Regions from separate parts of the Homo sapiens genome. Here region 1 is linked to region 2. Evidence: chromatin loops called from intact Hi-C (ENCODE). Cell type or tissue: Caco-2. All regions are shown on one strand. Links, peaks and the distances in the headings refer to the core of each region. The heading gives the core; the rest is flanking DNA. Region 1 overlaps ACER3 (alkaline ceramidase 3). Region 2 holds the start of ACER3-AS1 (ACER antisense RNA 1).

Region 1 (2,914 bases), core at 296-2,795, 73 kb before region 2:
GATCTGGGAATGGGGAACTTCAAAGCCAAAGAATATACCTAGCATCCAGATCTTGTTTTCTAAAAATCATTCTTCTTTAAAAGGAACCAGGGCTGATTCCAAGGGCTGGGGCAGAAAAAAAAAAAAGGACAATATCAGCCTAGATCATCTTTTTATGCCAGAAAAAATGGAAAGGCTCAAAAAATTATGGGAATATGTCAAAAGGACACTGAAGCCAACTTGAAGAGGTTCCTGCTGGCCAAATATGGGGCAATTTGAGCATCAAAATAAATGGTAATGGGTTATAATAGTTATAATGTAACCCGATGAGTAATATGGGAAATCTGAGTCCATACTAGATAATAAATGATGTATTAAATGAAATAATACATGAGTATAAATAAATGAATAAAGAAAAAGTTTGATGTTAAAGAGTATATTTACATAGTTTCAAAGTACCTTTCCACAAAATACTTAAAAAGGGGAGAAAGAATACCTTTACAGTGGAGAAGCCAAGTGGGAAACACCTTAATCAAGCAACCTAATCATCACTAATGGGACAAATCAAAATTATATGTGTTAATGGAAAAACTAAACCCTGTCAAATATCTTTATTTTATTATTTTTAATTTTTATTATTATTATTTTTTGAGATGGAGTTTCACCCTTGTCACTTAGGCTGGCATGCAGTGGTGTAATCTTGGCTCACGGCAACCTCTGCCTCCCAGGTTCAAGTGATTCTCCTGCCTCAGCCTCCCGAGTAGCTGGGGTTACAGGCGTGCACCACCATGCCCAGCTAATTTTTTTTTTTTTTTTTTGAGATGGAGTCTCACTCTGTCGCCCAGAGTGACACTGGAATGTAGTGTGATCTCGGCTCACTGCAACCTCTGCCTCCCAGGTTCAAGCGATTCTCCTGCCTCAGCCTCCTGAGTAGCTGGGGTTATAAGCACCCGCCACCATGCCTCGCTAATTTTTGTATTTTTAGTAGAGACGGGGTTTCACCACATTGGCCAGGCTGGTCTTGAACTCTTGACCTCAGATGATCCACCCACCTGGCCTCCCAAAGTGCTGGGAATACAGGCGTGAGCCACTGTGCCTGGCCTGTCAAGTATTTTTTAAAGGTTTATTCTGAGCCAATATTAGTGACCATGGCATGGTGTGATACTGGTGGGCTGGGGGAAGTCCCCAAACAGCAGTGGACCTCTATCCTAGCCAATGTCTAGGCTCTTGGCACCATCACAAGAATGAATTCAAGGACAAGTCGAAAAATAATGAAAGTAAAGAAATTTATTGCAAAGAGTAAAAGTACACACTCAAGGGAGTGCAGGTGTACTTGAGAGAGTGTCATGCAGTGGGGTTTGGGGCTGCTACCTTTATGTGTTTCTCTAACCAAGGAATGGAATATTCATGAAAATTCCTGGAAAAAGGTAGAGATTTATCAGAACTGTGGTGCCACCCAATAGGTGTTCCTGGAACTGTCATAGTGAGGGAGAAGAAAAGGAAAAATTAGTTAGGTAAACGGTTAAGGCTGGTCCTTGGAAAAGCTGCCTGCCTGAAAAATCACAGCTACAGGCAAGATAGAGCAGCTTGGAGAAAAACTCAGACTGTAGAAGCTGCCTGCCTGAAAAATCGCAGCTACAGTGCACCTGCACAGATAAGCCACAGATAAGCAGGCAAGGCAGGAAAAGTCCAGCATAGAAGCCTTTTGCTCTTTGTATGATTAGCGAGCTCCCAGGAAGTTTCCTCCCCTTTTCAGACATGTACACAGTGGGCCCCATGGAAACTTGCAGAGGGAGGAGGGGGGCTTACTTTAAACAAAACCACAATTATACAAACAAAAAGTTTCACTTTATGCTTACCTAGAGACATACCCACAACTACATAAAGGGAAGTTATGCATAGATAAGTTTCTCAAACACTTACAGACATGAGAGCAGTTTCTTGTGAAAGCTTTTCAATTCAGCTTTTCTTCTTTTGCTTATTAAACTTTTCCTCCAACCTCATTCTTTGGGTCCACACTCCTTAATTTTCTTGAGACCACAAGCTCGGATAACACATTAGACAACGAGACCAGTGACCCTGACCTATTTCAATGGTGCTGCTGGGTTTGTGGTTTAGTATGTTAATGAGCATATAATGAGGTCCTAGGTGAAACCTCGGTCAAATCCAGTGACATGCTGGATCCAATCGGTCTTAGCCAGCTTGGTCCACACCCTGTTTTTCAGGATCTTACCAGCCCAAAGACTCTAAGTCATGTGAAATTGCTGCCTGGAATTTCTTCTCCACCCTGTATTATTCCTATCTCAGGACAATAGAGTCTCAAGAGGTCCTTTGATTTCCTTGTCATGTGATGCTATACCAAAGTCAGGTTGAAAAGTAAGCCACATTATGCTGCGTTAAGAAAAGAAACCTGGTCAAGTAGCCAAGATGGCCAAATAGGAACAGCTCCAGTCTACAACTCTCGGCGTTAGCGACACAGAAGACGGGTGACTTCTGCATTTCCAACTGAGGTACCGGGTTCATCTCACTGGGGAGTGCCGGACATTGGGTGCAGGTCAGTGGGTGCAGTGCATGTGCGTGAGCCAAAGCAGGGCGAGGCATCGCCTCACCCAGGAAGTGCAAGGGGTCAGGGAATTCCCTTTCCTAGTCAAAGAAAGGGGTGACCGATGGCACCTGGAAAATCAGGTCACTCCCACCCTAATACTGCACTTTCCCAATGGGCTTAACAAACCGCACACCAGGAGATTATATCCCGCACCTGGCTCGGAGGGTCCTACGCCCACGGAGCCTCTCTCACTGCTAGCACAGCAGTCTGAGATCAAATTGCAAGGCAGCAGTGAGGCTGGGGGAGGGGCGCCTGCCATTGCCGAGGCTTGAGTAGGTAAACAAAGCGGCCGGGAAGCTCGAACTGGATGAAGCCCACCACAGCTCAAGG
Region 2 (2,914 bases), core at 320-2,819:
CACTTTGGGAGGCCATGGCGGGTGGCTCACCTGAGGTCAGGAGTTCGAGACCAGCCTCGCAAACATGGTAAAACCTCATCTCTACTAAAAATATAAAAATTACCTGGGCATGGGGGTGGACGCCTGTAATCCCAGCTACTAGAGAGGCTGAGGCAGGAGAATCACTTGAACCCGGGAGCCTGAGGTTGCACTGAGTCGAGAAAAAGAAAAAGAAAGGGGAATTCTAGGCAGAGTGAATAGCATTGCAAAGGCAAGCAATAAATGGATGTGTTAATATGTGTGGGGCAATAAACAGAGTGAGAAATGCCTGCAGTTAGAGGATCACAGAGGAACTTTATAAAGCTTATAAAGAGGAACTTTATACCATACTGTGTGAGAAGGCTAGACTTCATCCATAAAAAGATGGTCTCCTGTGTTAGCCAACTGCTAATGTTATTCTGGTGCCTACTACATGCCAGGCATGGCTCTGAATGCCTTACATGAATTAACTCATATAATTCTGAGACACTGAGATAAAGGAGTTGCCCAAAGTCTCACAAACAAGGAACCTGAGGTTCAAAGGGATGGAGTAAGTGGCAGATTTGTCCTCTTTACCAAACTTGCTACTCAACAGCCATGACATCAACAAGGAGACAGGTTATGTTGACCTGGACTTACCGTGAGGTGAGCTGGAGGAGGTGGTATTTGAGCTGTGTCCTGAGAGACAAGGGATCAGGGCCAGCAGAGGCTGGCAAAGTTTAAGGTGCATGGGCTCCAGGATGCCTGATGAAAAAGAACCATAGAGAGAAATGCCCAATACTTCACAGCAAGTCAAAGCCCTCAGGCTGCACAGTGTGGCATCCAAGAACAGAGGTGAGCGAGCCAGCACCGCCCTTGGGAACAGGGCCTTGCCCAACACCTTTTCCTTTACATCAGAAGTTGGCTGTGATCCAAGATCTTCTATCCGTTTTATCAGAGTAAACGCAAACTTCTTTGAAACAAGATTTATTGTTACATTAAGAAGATTATTTTTCTTTCCAGAAATGATGGGGGATGCTTAACTTTTTTAACTAGTATTTGTGTAGCACGTTAACATAAACAGGATTCTCTCCTTATTTCATTGAAAAATGAATGTTAACTTTCTCAATTTTTCAAATGAGGATATTGAAACCTAGGAGATTAACTCAGGAAAGAAGCTGGGGCTCAAACTCAGTTATTCAGACTCCAAATTCTGTTTTCATTCATTTTTTTATTCTTTCATTCATTGAAAAAAAAATATTGCATTCCCCAAATGTGCCAGGCACAGGACTGCGCACTGAGTAGACAGTTGACGGTAAAAGAGACATAGCTTATCTCGCAAGCCCTCTTCTCACAGTGCCTCTAACACAGAAGCAGGAATAAGTGAAGAGCAATATACTATATAATACTCTAGTATTTCTTATCAGCACTCAGTGATTACATCCACACTTTTGCAGGGTTCTCACACTTGCATTTGTAGTTCACTGCTCCCATTCTTTCACTGAATGCCTGCTTTGTGCTAGACATTGTGTATGGACTGTAATACACAAGCAATAGGGTTCGGTGCAATAACACCTATGTGCAAAATACCTGGAAGTATTTATTGAGCACACACTCTTCGAAAAGCAGTCTTTCAGCAAATATTTATCGGCACCTTGATAATCCTAACAGCTAATATTTACTGAATACTATGTGCCAAGGACCATAGTAAATTCTTTACACACATTATCATTTGGTCTTCACAGTAACTCTTCAGAGGCAGGTATTTGAGAGCTTAAGTCAACGTGCTCAAAATCACAACACTAGAAAGCAGTGGCAGTGGAATTTGAATCCAGGCAGCCAGCATTTCCTACTACTCGGCTGTCCTAACCTCCCACCCTATGCAGGGTGCTGGTAATACAACGGTGAAGACTGGTGTGATCCCTATCCTTAAAATGCTTACAGCCTAGGAGGGAAGATAATCTTTAAACAAATCACATGCTGAGAATGTCTAACAGGGTACCTGGTCTCCTTTGGGCTTCATTCAAGCTTCCCCAAGAATATGCCTTGTCAAGTGGACCCAGAGACTGAGTTCTTAAGTAGACAGAGCAGGGAGAGAGACATCAATCCAGGCAGGGGGACAGCACAAGGAAAAGCTCTGAGGTAGCAAGAGGTCTGGCAGTCTGAGGCTGTCACTGGGCTGAGGGCAAGGCCAGGTGGATCACAGGGAAGCTAAGGAAAAGAGCATGAGAAGCGGCATAAATCTACGTAATTCAAAGGTTTTTCCAGCTGCGGGAGGGGAGAGGTCGGCCGAGAGCAAGATGGTGTGTAGAGACACCAAGCAGGACGCTACTTCATGTGAGGCGGGAATGTTAGTTTGGATCAACCTGTTGATAGAGGGAATGAAAGCAGGTAGGTTGATGAAAAATGCAGAAGAGAGAATCAACGGGGCTTGGGTGGGGAAACGAGGGGAAGGAGGGAGTCAAGCAAGGTTTTGGGCTTGAACAACCCAGGGGATGGCAGCACTCCGGGACAGCTTGGGGGAGGAAGATGAGAGTTCAAGTAGCATCCAAGGTGGCTGTGGACAGCCATATGGAGCTGTTAAGTCAGGCGGCTGGATGGACATGTGGCTCTGGAGCTCGGAGGTCCTAACAGTGAAGGAGACCATCTTGGACAAAGGTGAAATGAGTGTCTAAGTCAGAGCCCTAGAGGCCTTCCACTATTAAAGGTTATTATTAGAGAGGTCAGGTGCGGTGGCTCACACCTGTAATCCCAGCACTTTGGGAAGCCAAGGCGGGAGGATCACTTGAGCCCAAGAGTTTGAGCTCAAGCCTGGACAATATGGCAAGACACTGTCTCTACAAAAAATAGAAAAAATTAGCCAAGCACTGTGGCACATGCCTGTGGTCCCAGCTATTTGGGAGGCTGAGGTGGGAGG

What was found. A loop is a pair of places that touch in the nucleus more often than their neighbours do. Peaks named below come from ENCODE experiments on the same cell type or tissue, not always from the same donor. Only the 100,000 strongest peaks of a DNase experiment are listed, where the experiment ranks them.
Region 1: a loop joins it to region 2, with 7 times the contacts of the local background. A loop is called at or near these places in 5 of 110 quality-filtered maps.

Annotation. Positions count from the first base shown.
Region 1 is chr11:76,961,438-76,964,351 of GRCh38, forward strand. The region is part of intron 3 of ACER3 (alkaline ceramidase 3); the gene reads left to right. All of the region lies in intron 1 of ACER3-AS1 (ACER antisense RNA 1), which reads right to left. Among named protein-coding and RNA genes, the nearest start is that of B3GNT6, 72 kb to the right of the region's middle. RefSeq lists a silencer at 1,684-1,743 and an enhancer at 1,965-2,914. In Caco-2, for the core only: no CTCF peak of the experiment used is centred there; DNase peaks (open chromatin) are centred at 1,684 and 2,144.
Region 2 is chr11:77,034,911-77,037,824 of GRCh38, forward strand. All of the region lies in intron 1 of B3GNT6 (UDP-GlcNAc:betaGal beta-1,3-N-acetylglucosaminyltransferase 6), which reads left to right. It overlaps ACER3-AS1 (ACER antisense RNA 1), which reads right to left and starts at 774. Exons shown (of 3, transcript XR_007062792.1): 1 at 658-774. In Caco-2, for the core only: no CTCF peak of the experiment used is centred there; DNase peaks (open chromatin) are centred at 1,491 and 1,829.